2 separate regions of the Homo sapiens genome follow, and region 1 is linked to region 2. A link is a contact called in ENCODE Hi-C or POLR2A ChIA-PET data. All regions are on one chromosome and are shown on one strand. Each heading gives the region's core, a stretch centred on a gene start or an enhancer-like site at or near the end of the contact. The rest is flanking DNA. Distances are from core to core; before and after follow the strand shown. Region 1 holds the start of YIPF6 (Yip1 domain family member 6). Region 2 overlaps OPHN1 (oligophrenin 1).

Evidence for each region. Hi-C counts contacts between places; a loop is a spot of excess contacts on that map. ChIA-PET counts read pairs that join two places held with the same protein, here RNA polymerase II (POLR2A). Pooled maps may share reads with other maps.
Region 1: a map of PC-9 shows a loop between it and region 2 (4-fold over the local background). The contact joins the promoter of YIPF6 here to the enhancer-like site in region 2. A Hi-C loop is called at or near these places in 2 of 168 maps with a recorded cell type or tissue (PC-9 and endothelial cell of hepatic sinusoid) and 1 of 50 pooled maps. POLR2A ChIA-PET finds 5 or more read pairs at or near these places in 2 of 52 experiments (AG04449 and HEK293).

Annotation. Positions count from the first base shown.
Region 1 is chrX:68,493,720-68,500,576 of GRCh38, forward strand. It overlaps YIPF6 (Yip1 domain family member 6), which reads left to right and starts at 5,332. Exons shown (of 7, transcript NM_173834.4): 1 at 5,332-5,404. The coding sequence starts at 5,348. RefSeq lists enhancers at 4,498-5,172, 4,971-5,450.
Region 2 is chrX:68,413,299-68,419,926 of GRCh38, forward strand. All of the region lies in intron 2 of OPHN1 (oligophrenin 1), which reads right to left. Among named protein-coding and RNA genes, the nearest start is that of OPHN1, 17 kb to the right of the region's middle. RefSeq lists a silencer at 2,029-2,323. Within about 2 kb of position 2,178, at least 4 of the 41 ENCODE cell types and tissues checked have a DNase peak (open chromatin) inside an H3K27ac peak, as active enhancers do; they include PC-9, where a contact is called at or near this core.

The sequences.
Region 1 (6,857 bases), core at 4,082-6,581, 84 kb after region 2:
CCATTGTGGAAGACAGTGTGGTGATTCCTCAAGGATCTAGGACTAGAAATACCACTTGACCCAGCCATCCCATTACTGGGTATATACCCAAAGGATTATAAATCATGCTGCTATAAAGACACATGCAGCATATGTTTTTCGCGGCACTATTCACAATAGCAAAGACTTGGAACCAACCCAAATATCCATCAATGATAGATTGGATTAAGAAAATGTGGCACATATACACCATGGAATACTATGCAGCCATAAAAAATGATGAGTTCATGTCCTTTGTAGGGACATGGATGAAGCTGGAAACCATCATTCTCAGCAAACTATCACAAGGACAAAAGACCAAACACTGCATGTTCTCACTCATAGGTGGGAATTGAAAAATGAGAACACTTGGACACAGGAAGGGGAACATCACACACTGGGGTCTGTTGTGGGGTGGGGGTAGTAGGGAGGGATAGCATTAGGAGGTATACCTAATGTAAATGACGAGTTAGTGGGTGTAGTACACCAACATGGCACATGTATACATATGTAACAAACCTGCACGTTGTGCACATGTACCCTAGAACTTAAGTACAATAAAATAAATAAATAAATAAAAGAAAAAAAAAGAAAAAGAAAAAAATATTATGGCAATTCCTATTCTGTGAATTTGTTTATATGTTTCACATTGTTTTACCTTTAGAGGTACTTTGGAGTTTTTGTGAATTGCCTAATCCAAAAATATAGGGCACTCTGCTTCATCTCGTAATTATCTCCTACCCTGTTTGTTAGCTGAAAAGGCACCCAGGGAACCTGAATACTGACTGCATCCCCAATCACTTTATAACCTAACCTCCTCCTAGCCCAGTGGCGACGCAATCTTTAGTCAGGGTGCTGAGAAAGCCCAGAGATGAGGTACATGGTAGGAGGTTAGGGAGATTGGTTAGGGAAATCTTCAGTGAAGTGAGAAAGGACTAGGGAATGGGGTAAGGGTAGGGAATTGGGTTGGGCCAAGGCAGGAATGGAGAAGGGAAAGAGGTAGAGGTAAATAGAGAGGTTAGGGAAGGATCTGTCAGTAATTTTTTGAGATTGAAGAGAAGCTATGGTTACACTAGGAAGGGTTAAGTGCACAGAGAAATGCTATACTTATACAGAGAAGTGCTATACTTTGGAAAAGGCAAGTGCCAAGAAAAGAAAATGCTGAAAGTGGGAAACACATGTGGAGTTTTGTAGGGCTGTACGGTTGCTTGTGTGTTGGAGACTGAGGTTTAAGCTAGTGTTAATGGGTGAGAGTATTCAGTGGGACCAATGGCCTCAGGGAGAATGGAGCTGGCCTTTGTCCCAAGAGGAGGAAGAATCTAAAGACATTTTCAGGCACTTCCAGAACAGTGCTAAATAACAGTGGGGATAAAAGGTATTCTTGCCTTGTTCCTGGATTTAATGGGAATACCAGGTATATCATGATGTTGGTTTTCGTTTGAGACAGATATTCTTTGTCATATTAAGTTGTCAGATTTTATTTGCTAACAGTTTGTTTAAGGTGTTTGTGTGTATGTATGTATGTGTGTGTGTGTGTATATATATATTTTTTTTTTAAGTTTTTTTTTGAGACAGGGTCTTGCTCTGTTGCCCAGGCTGGAGTGCAGTGGCATGACTATAGCTTATTGCAGCCTTGCCTCCCTGGTTCAAGTGATCCTCCCACCTCAGCCTCCCAAGTAGCTGAGACCACAGGTGTGTGCCACCACTCTTGGCTAATTTTTTTTTGTTTGTTTGTTTGAGAGATGGAGTCTCGCTCTGTCACCAGGCTGGAGTGCAGTGGCATGATCTCGGGTCACTGCAACCTCCGCCTCCTGGGTTCAAGCAATTCTTCTGCCTCAGCCTCCCGAATAGCTGGGACTACATGGCGCACCCCGGCATGCCCGGCTAATTTTTTTTTTTTTTTTTGGTATTTTAGTAGAGACAGGGTTTCACCTGTTGCCCAGGCTGGTCTCATACTCCTGAGCTCAGGCGATCTGCCTGCCTCGGCCTCCCAAAGTGCTGGGATTACAGGCATGAGCCACCGCACCTGGCCTCTCAGCAAATTTTTATTTTTATTTTTTTGTAGAGACAGGAGACCCTATGTTTATTAACATCCTATTAACCTATGTTGCCCAGGCTAATCTCGAACTCCTCTCTTGGATTCCCAAAGTGCTGGGATTATAGGTGTGAGCCATAATCTAACCATGCCTGGCCTGTAGATATATATTTACATGCAAGATGACACAGTTTTCTTTTTAGTACTATCTTTTTCAGGTGTGGTACCATGTTTATGCTAGGTCCCTGGAATAAATTTGTAAACTTTGCCTTTTCTTCTCTCTTGAACAATTTATATAGTGTAGGAATTATGTGCTCTGTGAAGGCTTGAATGAATAGCCTATGAAACCATCTGGGCCCAGCACTTTGAGGGTAGGAGAAGAGGGGAGATATTTGGCAACTTTTAAAAAACTAATACATGTATATGTTTAAAATTTCAAACTGCTTCACATACAATGAATAGTCTTCACTTGCAAGTCAATCCACCCCTATTGCCAGTTTCTCTCCCCACAGGCAACCAGTTACCGGCTTTTTGTGTAGCCTTCCGGACACAGTCTGTGAATATTCAAGTACAATGTATGGATATCTATCCATTGCCCTTACATTTTTACTCAGTTGATAGCATACCATACAAACTGTCTTCATCTTACTTTTTATGTATTTATTTATTTATTTATTTATTTTTGTGGAGATGGATTCTTGCTCTGTCACCCAGGCTGGAGTGCAGTAGCGTGATCTCGGCTCACTGCAATCTCCTCCTCCAGAATTCAAGAGATTCTCGTGTCTCAGCCTCTCGAGTATCTGGGACTACAGGCACGCACCACCACACCAGGCTAATTTTTGTATTTTTAGTAGAGACGGGGTTTTGCCATGTTGCCCAGGCTGGTCTCGAACTCCTGAGTTCAGGCAATCTGCCCACCTCGGTCTCCCAAAGTGCTAAGATTACAGGCGTGAGCCACCGCGCCCAGCCAGCTTTTAACATGTGTTTTAAATTTTTCCTTTCAAAATTTTGTTTTAATGAAATTCCCCACTTTGTTTTGAGTCAATTCTGATCATTTTTCTGGGAAATTATTTCCTTAATATTTCCTGGTTATTTTCATAGAGTTGTATGTTATAGTGTCCTGAAATACAGATTAGCCAACAAAGTTCTTCATACCTATTGACTTAAATATTAATTCCACTTCTACCACTTACAAAGGTTCTAAGTAACTTTGGACAAGTCATGCAAGTCCTGCTGTATTGTAAATATCCATGATCTGGCAAACAGTAATGACTGTAGGTGTATTAAAGAACTCTGAGTTAGTCTGGCAATTTTTTGAGATACACTTGCAACTAAAAACATAGAATAATTCCTAGTTTTGGGAGCTTGTTCCTGTGCAGCCCCTTCCTTCACAACCTTCCTTCCTGATTTTCTTTCTACAAAGCATATTGTCTCACACCCAACCAGTACCCTATTAGTTAAATGGGGAGAACAGGCATTGGTAGTCTGAAATAATGCCCAACTAACCTGAGCACTGCCTGCCTCAATTGTCCTATGGCCCGTCCTCTTTTTTTTTTTTTTTTAAGACGGAGTCTCGCTCTTTCGCCCAGGCTGGAGTGCAGTGGCGCGATCTCGGCTCACTGCAAGCTCCGCCTTCCGGGTTCATGCCATTCTCCTGCCTCACCCTCCGAGTAGCTGGGACTACAGGCGCCCGCCACCACGCCCAGCTAATTTTTTGTATTTTTAGTAGAGACGGGGTTTCACCGTGTTAGCCAGGATGGTCTCGATCTCCTGACCTCTTGATCCGCCCGCCTCGGCCTCCCAAAGTGCTGGGATTACAGGCGTGAGCCACCGCGCCCGGCCGGCCTGTCCTCCTCTTAACCTATCACCAAGGCTACCTTGAAATAAGTGGCCAAGAGGGCCAATAGATGAGGTTAGAAGGGGTAGAAGCGAGGGGCTTGTGGCTAGGGAGAAATAGCTAATTTTGGAGGTTGGCAAGGAAATAGCAGACGTTATCAATGGCCTCAGGGAAGTGGGACGGGAGGTAGTGATCTGGTAATCATGGGGTGGGAGGATGAGGTGAGAAGCTCAGGCTGGGGTTGGGACATTTGTACATGATATTCCCTTGCAATTGCAAAAAGATTTCATGTCTACTGGCTTAAATTTTAATATCACTTCCACCAGTATTTGTGCAAGTACTAAAATTGTGCTTGGTCTGAAGGGGAATTATCGTAAACAAAACAAAACAACAAACACCAAAAAAAAAAAAAAAAAACACCTCCATTCGTTTGGAATTTTGTCCCTCCACATTCCACATTCTTCCTCCTTAAATTTACTACTTGGATTGCCTATCCAAAAATATAAAACACTTTTATTTCACAGCCATCCCCTGCCTTGTTGGTTAAATGCTTAACACCACCAAAGGGCACCCAGGTATCCTGGATGCTGATGCTGTCAACAATGGCTGCCCTGTCTGACTACATTTTAGCCTGGGGCCAACGTAAACTGGGACCAGAAATACCTTGAAAGCCCAAAAGGATGAGATAAGGAAAACAGGTTGGGACATGAAGATTATCTTTTAAGTTATTGTCACAATAGTTACTCTCTTTTAGACCCTGAACATTTTCAGTACTTGCTCCAAATGGTTTAGCAACTTTTGAAGTGGGATTAACAAGTTTGGCCAATGAAGCTTCTTCCCTGCCCACCGCCAGAGGTGCTGGAGAAAAGTAATCCTGGAGGGTCGGCGTGGAGGCAGTAGAGAGGTTTATAAAAGTCAAGGAAGTGGGAAGAGGCTTGCGAGCAGCAGGAGAGGCGCAGAGTCAGAGGGGCAGGGGCGGCGGCGGAGGGAGCAGGAGGTTGGGGCTTGAGCCCGTCATTCCGGCGCACGAAAACTTGAAGTCGCTCGGTAGCCGGGGAAGGGAAGGAAGAGAGGCAGGCTCTTTCCTAGAGGTGCCGTGATCGAGGGTCTGGCACTCCAAGCCAACTCCTGAGAACGGGAAATGGGCGGGAGTCGGTGGGGTGGAGAGGGCAGCCGTGGTCGCGAGAGCGAAGGAGCGGTCTGAGAATCCGGCTTGAGTGTTAAAGGCTAAGCGTGTCTAGCTGGACCCGTGGCCCCGAAGAAGCGAGACAAGGCGACGCGGAGCTGTCCCTGACACCCCGAGGACCGAGGGACAGCGAAGGGCCGGGGCCGCCGGCCATTGCCAGGCGCCATTAGGTGACGCGGCCGTCACGCGATGACGCGCTGACCGGCAGTGGCCTCCACGTCGCAGGTTCCGCAAAGACCTGTGGGAGCGACCCGGGAGAAGGAGGGCCAAGATGGCGGAAGCGGAGGAGTCTCCAGGAGACCCGGGGACAGCATCGCCCAGGCCCCTGGTGAGCTTGGGATCTGCGACAAAAGGGACCGAGGGTGAGGCAGAGTGCCCCCTAAAGAAGTCGGGGGACGGGCTCGTGGCCTGAGAGCCGGAGCTCCTTCCGCCCGGCAGGCCCTTCTTGTACCCGATGCCAGAACCAGTCCCAACACTGCACCTGTTCTTTGCGCTAACCGCTTTGCCCCCTGCCCTCGTGGTTCCTTCCAGGTCTTTTTGTGAAACTCCGATCTTTCCTTTCCCATCCTCCCAGGTCTCGTCATCGTCCCCTACATTGTGTTAAATGGCGAACTTTAGGTGATTTCTTAAGTTATCTTTTCTTCTGCTGTCCCCTCATTTTATCAAAACCTGTCACCAGCCTTTGTTGAAGGAATAATGAGAGATTGCTTCCCGTGGGACATTAACGTTTTGTTGCTTATAACTTTAGTATTGACTTGTTCAGTGACCCCAGTAGGCCAGGTTTAACCCCTGTCGCAGCTCCTTGCCATTCTCTTCACCATACTTGTTCTCCTTTCTTATTTTTTACTTTTTTAAAAATCGAGACAAGGTCTCACTCTGTCACCCAGGCTGGAGGGCAGTGGCGCGGTCTCTGCTCACTGCAACCTCTGCCTCCCAGGCTCACGTGATCCTCCCACCTCAGCCTCCCTAGTAGCTAGGACCACAGGTGCGTGTCACCACACCAGGCTAATTTTTAGTATTTTTTTGTAGAGACGGGGTTTTACCATGTTGCCCAGGCTGGTCTCGAATTCCTGGGCTCAAGCTATCCTCCTGCCTCGGCCTTCCAAAGTGTTGGGATTACAGGCGTGAGCCACTGTGCCCGGCCATCTTCACTATACTCTCTTGCTCCTGTCTCTGCAAGGGATAGAATTTCCACTGCAAGCCCAAAGTGTGGACAAGTATTTTAAGAACACAGGCTTTGGAGTTAAACTTTACTTGGGATGGAATCCACCCACTTTGTGAGTTTCGGCAAGTCATTTTAGGGAGGGTGTTTCTTCATCTGTAAAATGGAGATAAAAATACCTGCCTCAAAACAGTTTTTAGAAAGATCAAATGGCATAATTTATGTAACGTGTCTAATACTATCAGTACCATGAACTGAGGAGTATAATGAGGTCAATATTCTGCTCCTGTCCCTCTTCTCAATGTGTTTAGTTATATAGTAGTTGCTCAGTAAATGGTTCTTCCCTTTCCTCTTTTTTTTTCTTTTTCTTTTTTTGAGACGGAGTTTTGCTCTTGTCACCCAGGTTGGAGCACAATGGCACAATCTCAGCTCACTGCAACCTCCACCTCTGGGGTTTAAGTGATTCTCCTGCCTCAGCCTCCTGAGTAGCTGGGATTACAGGCGCCTGCCACTACGTCCAGCTAATTTTTGTATTTTTGTAGAGACGGGCTTTCACCACGTTGGCCAGGCTAGTCTCGAACTCCTGACGTCAGGTGATCTGCCCGCCTCGGCCTCCCAA
Region 2 (6,628 bases), core at 928-3,427:
ATGTACATTAGCCCTGCCCTGCAGCTTCGTCTATCAGAATAACCAACATCAAGGTAATCAAAGCCAATTCTCAGGGGAAGGTGGGCAGATTCAAAGATACAGTGCTGGAAAAGAAGATATCCCTCTACACCCACACCCACATGTTACTGTTACTGTGATTTTCTTCCAAGCCAACACCATCTGCCTATAAAATCCATGCCGTAACCACCTATCCTTCCCCACACGCCCACCCAGGGCCCTTTGTTCAACCTCAGCTCTGACAAAACATGCAAAAAAGGGGTTATCCCTCTCTGTTGCAATTCCAAAAACTAAGAAATCCTAGATAGGGCAGGTTCAGTGGCTCATACCTGTAATCCCAGCACTTTGGGAAGCCAAGGCAGGAGGATCACTTGAGCCCAGGAGTTCAAGACTAGCCTGAGCAATATAATGAGACCCCCATCTCTACAAAAAAACAACAAACAAACAAACAAAATGAAAGAAATCCTAGAGAAAACATTATACTTTGAATTGCCATAAAGCACTCTCATTGCATCTTTAACCTACTCTCTTAATTTAGGTACAAGCAAATCACCAGCTCATAAGGGGGAAGGAAGTCTCTTTACAGTGTATTACACAATATTCATGGGATAAGACAGCCTGGAAAGGGAAGAATATGTGTTAAGAACCAAGGCAGTAGACCAGGTCCCATTATTGACAAGAACTCTGTCTCTCTTAATCCTTAGATGAGCCACTTAACCGTTCTGTCTCAATTTATCTCCTGTAAAATAGGGTCTTATTAATTCATTCAAATAAAATACTTAGAGACTACTGAGGGCCAGGAGTTATGTTAGGCACGTTGACCAGAACTAAAGATTGTTCCCTTTCTCAGTGCCAGTAGAACCACAATGATATAACATCAGACCCAAGAGCACTATAAATAACAATGCTAATCTTTCTCAAATGGTTATTACTGAAAAGGAGGAGAGGATCAGGCATACCAATACCTTATTGGTGAGTGTGGCTGCTGTTATATGCTATCCCAGAAGGCTTTCTGATCAGTCCCCACTTTACTGTCATTGGAATATGGGTAAGGCTGTGTGACTATGAGAAATATGCACTCATATTCCTTTTCTCTTCTCTTTGTGAAGTATATTCTTGAATTTTCAAGTCATAAGCCATATCCAAACACCAATTAAGTTATTAATTACTACAATTTAAGTTTGTTTATGGCACAAGCACTGTCATAAGTATGTTTTTTTAAAATATATACTTAAACAGTAGAGACTAACATTTATTAAGAGTATATTACTTTCAAATATGTTATTTCATGTATACCTTCTATAACCAAGGTTGGTATTACTGTCTCCATTTATAATTGAGGAAACTGAAACTTTAAGAAGTTCATAGCTTGTTCAAATGCCACCCAGATAGTAAATAGGGAATTCAAACCCAGATCTGTGTGCCTCCCAAGCCAATGGTCATTCTGGCAACTAAATGCCATTGTGCTAAGCCTTCCCATTACCATTACTTGCTGATGAGCTCAATTTCCTAGACAGAGAATATGCTGAAACCTAAGCTCAGTAACCTAACTTCAACCAAGACTATGTCTTTAACCACTTTAGTCCCAAATGTTCTTTAGGTGCATAAGAATAAAAAAAGAAGAAGACTTAATTAAAGCCCTGCAGTCCAAAAGTTAGCATTTCCCCTTCCAAACTAGTTTCTACTGCTCTCAAAAGGACAGAGTTAAAGATGGAAGACATCTACAAGGCAACAATCTAATTCCATTCTTTCTCTAGCCACGTCTGTCTTGGCTGATTTAGGTGGCTAGGAAGCAGAGGAGTTGACTCCATGACCTCTCAAGACTCTTTCTAATATTGTAATTCTGATTCTCTTTGCCCTACTTACACATGGGAACCTGTGATTATTCTCTATAGCTAGATTTTGGAGGCCAGATTGCTCCATTTTGAAAAGGTACCATGAATAACATGAGATAGAAACTTATAACTGCCATATTTTTTAAATCTGTATTAAATCATACTAAAATAATCATCCTGAAATAACAAGATCATACCAATCAATCAGAAGGAATTAAGAGTCAGGGAAGCAGAGAGTTGCTCCTGTTCATAACATTTCTTCTCTTTAGACCTCAGTGAAATATTATCTGACCAGCTGGAGAAAGCTTGACTGGGCAATGTGCCCTGTGGTGACTTCTGTGGCTCCTGTCCTGTAGCCTTCACTACTTGGTGTATTACATCATTATTAACTATAAAGGGAACTGCTGTCTGGCCCCTTTAATAAAGAACTTCCCAACTGTGTCAAAGAGAGAAAAAGGTCCCTGTTAGCTTATGACAAATAACATATCAAAAACCATGGGTTTCTCTGCCAACGGAGCTTCAGACTGCTTATATATTACCCAATTGTATAATACACTTTAGGGCTTAATATACCAGTTCAAGGCTGGGTGTGGTGGCCCATGCCTGTAATCCCAACACTTTGGGAGGCCACCGCAGGCAGATCACCTGGGGCCAGGAGTTTGAAATCAGCCTGGCCAACATGGTGAAACCCCATCTCTACTAAAAATACAAAAATTAGCCAGGTGTAATGGTGAATACCTGTAGTCCCAGCGACTCGGGAGGCTGAGGCAGGAGTATTGCTCGAACCCAGGAGGTGGAGGTTGCAATGAGCTGAGATCGTGCCACTGCACTCCAGCCTGGGTGACAGAGCAAGACTCCGTCTCAAAAAAAAAAAATTATATAATATATATATATATATATATATATATATATATATAGAGAGAGAGAGAGAGAGAGAGAGAGAGAGAGAGAGAGAGAGAGCGCTCACTGAAACTTCTGCCTTCTGGGCTCAAGCCATCCTCCCACCTCAGCCTCCTGAGTAGTGGGATTACAGGCGACCATCACCATGCTTGGCTAATTTTTGCATTTTTTTGTACAGGCAGGATTTCACCATGTTGGCCTAGCTGGTCTCGAACTACTGAACTCAAGCAATCTGCCCCACCTGGGCCTCCCAAAGTGCTGGTATTATATATATACCAGTTCAAAGTTCAAAATCAACAAACACATACAAACTATTCAAGGGCTTTGTGAAAAATCCCATCGACTATCTATAATGGGAAAGAGGAAAAAGGAGTTCGTGACCAAATACACAAAGACAGACAGTCAAAAAGGATGAACTGTTTCTGCGCTAGTGAACCAGTGTGTTTCTGAATGCCCACTGGGAAAAGCAAAACCCCTGTATGAGAGTTTCTTGAGATCAGAACTGAGACTGTGTCAGGCCCCGGGGTAGGCAATAGGAATACATCTCTGATGATGAACACTTTGCCCATTCAAACAGGAAAACACCTCATAGCACAACCTGCATTCCAAGCTTTCATTATGTATGCGGGAATAGGTCATTTCCAAAACCACTTCCCTGCATACCTCTCTACACAAACTCAGCAGAAGCTGGACACAAACAAGAAGGTCCAAGGAACACTTAAGGAACTCAATGCCCTGCCCCACCCAACAACAGCCAATTAATGTTGCACAGCCTGTTTTAGTCTTGGAGGGCTATTCTGTATCTATTGCAATGACTCAATTCTGCCACTTTATTGCAAAAGCAGTCACAGACAATATATAAACAAATAGGTGTGGCTATGTGCCAATAAAACGTTATTTATGAAAACAGACATTATTTACGAAAAGAGGAGGTGGACAGGATTTGGCCATGAGCCACAGCATGCTGGCTCCTGCTTTACTACAAATAGATCTCCTTGAGAAATCGAGTTACTATTCCTTTTTATATTTATTTATTTATTTATTTATTTATTTATTTATTTTGAGATGGAGACTTACTCTGTCATGAAGGCTGCAATGCAGTGGCGCGATCTCGGCTCACTGCAACTTCCACCTCTGGGGTTCAAGCAACTCTGCCTCAGCCTCCCAAATAGCTGGGATTACAGGTGCATGCCACCACACCCAGCTAATTTTTGTATTTTTAGTAGATACGGAGTTTTGCCATGTAGCCCAGGCTTGTCTGGAACTCCTGACCTCAGGTGATCCACCCATTTGGCCTCCCAAAGTGCTGAGATTATAGGCGTGAGCCACCACGCCCAACCTCAAGTGACTATTCCTTATCCCCTCTCTCTTCTGCCCAGGACTTCTGGAAAGGAGCAAAAAGCAAAGGTGCAAGGCTAAGAAGTTTCCCTCTATCAGTTATTCTCAAAAGCAGAAGCTACAAAAGACTTCAAAGTAAAAGATACCTGTGGGTATCCCATATACTTATTTCTACTTATCACCATTAAAAAACAAAAATCTTTGCTGGTTTAATGGAGAGACCAGAGCTGCCTTCTCTGGTGTGCCAATAGGATGACACATGTTTTCTATTAAACATCACATTATTAACTCCTGCCATTAGAAATATTAAAGGCACAGTTGACCAGCAGCTTTCAGAACAACTGGAAGCCACTGGGTGGAAGGGTGGGGAAACACACTTTGGGAAAGCCAGTTCTAAAGGGAGCTGCTGACTCCTTAGAGGTAAGACTGCTACTAAAAAAGGAAACCCTCCCTGAAGAGAAGAACTGCCAAGCAACCGCCTCCTTGCCCAGTGGCCAATTCAATGAATGCTTCAATCAGCCAGACCTTGCTGGACTTGTTAGACCTGACAAAACAACGGCAATAGCTTTGGTAATAATGTCAGACAGGGGCTTGTACAAAATTGCCTGCTGCAATGGAAATCTCTATAATGAGCTCTGCTGAAAACACATGCCAATTATGCCCATATTGCCAGAGGAGCAGAAGCTGATTAAAGGCATATGGGTAAGAAGGAGGCAAAAGAACTGGTCCTAAATATACTACCATAGCATACCTATATTTATGAGCCCCTCTGAATGTCAGAGGCTGCCTAACACATGGCATAAGAAGATCCAAAAGACTTGAAATCACAGTTTGAAGGTGAATCATTAGAGCAGGGATGGCTGGCTAGGAGGGCAATTTTCAAAACAATGCACAATAAGGCAAGGTCTCTAAGAGGGCTTCCTCAGGTCCTAGAGGGAAAAGGAGATACTGGCAGACACAGGCAACCCCGAGGAGGATACATGACAGGGTTTTACAGAGACTGAGCTGTGTGCAAAGATGGTATTAGGAGGAGAGGCTCAAGGAGCAGGAGAGGGCTGAGTGCAAAGCCAGGCCAGCTGGGACAGACATCAGGGAGAATCAGGTAACTACAATGGCAAGACACCATACAGGAAGGCCCAGAGACGCAGACTTCCCAAACGCACCCTACAAGGCATAACCATTGACCTCCTTCTATAATACATCATAATATAGTAAAAAATTTTCCACCTCTAGGAGCCAGAAGATCTGGGTTTGAATCCCAACTTGCCACACACTAGTGGAACAATTTTGAGCAAATAACTTCTCTGAATTTAAATTTCCTCATCTGTAAAACAAGGGACCATTATCTGCCCTTGGTGACTTCACCTGTCTGAGAGCACTAATAATGCCCTGCCTGATTAGTTCAAAGGGTTGTTGTAAAGATCAAATCGAGATCATAGGTGAAACTTGTTGAACTGAAAAATACTAAGAAGGAAATTATACTGTGATTATTTTTACGAAGTATTATGTGTGGTATCACTACAAACACACAACTCCATTTAAGGATGAAACTGGTTCCAAGCAAGATAGAAGCCCCAGCTTTCCCTCCACTTCTTTTTTTTTAAATTTTTTGTTGTTGTTGTTTGTTTGTTTTTTTGAGATGGAGTTTTTCTCTGTCACCCAGGCTAGAGTGCAGTGGTGCGATCTCGGCTCACTGCAACCTCCGCCTCCCGGGTTCAAGCGATTCTCCTGCCTCAGCCTTCGAAGTAGCTGGGATTACAGGTGCCTGCCACCATGCCCAGCTAATTTTTTTTTTGTATTTTTAGTAGAGACAGGGGTTTCACCATGTTGGCCAGGCTGGTCTTGAACTCCTGACCTCAAGTGATCTGCCCGCCTCGGCCTCCCAAAGTGCTGGGATTATGGCCTTTCTCTCCTCTGCTACTCTGCTAGCGTGGCCATCCAATTCCTGGCTAAGTTGTTACTCAATTAGCACACTGGCACCCCGCACTTCCCCATTTAGTACCATTACAGAACAATCATCCCCAAACTCAACATTCACAGGTAACTTGGGCTAAATGATGTCTGCACCATCTATGAAACTTCTAGAATAAAAAAGCAAGTAGTCTATAAAATACCATCCTACTTTTCCTCTTTCTTAACTCCTTAACAATTTTTTTTTTTTTTTTTTTTGAGACAAGGTCTGGCTCTGTCAACCAGGCTGGAGTGCAGTGGTGTGATCACGGCTCACTGCAACCTCTGCCTCCTGGGCTCAAGCCATCCTCCCACCTCAGCCTCCTGAGTAGTTGAGATTACAAGTGAGCGCCACCATACTTGGCTAAATTTTGTATTTTTTGTACAGGCAGGATTTCACCATGTTGGCCAGGCTGGTCTCGAACTACTGAGCTCCAGCAATCTGCCCCATCTGGGCCTCCCAAAGTCCTGGTATTATGGACGTGAGCCACCACGCCCCACCACTACTTTATAATTTTCTAGTTTTTTTCCACCCTAAAGACGTAATGAAAAATGCCCAAGGTTACTCCCTCCTTTATCACCAATAT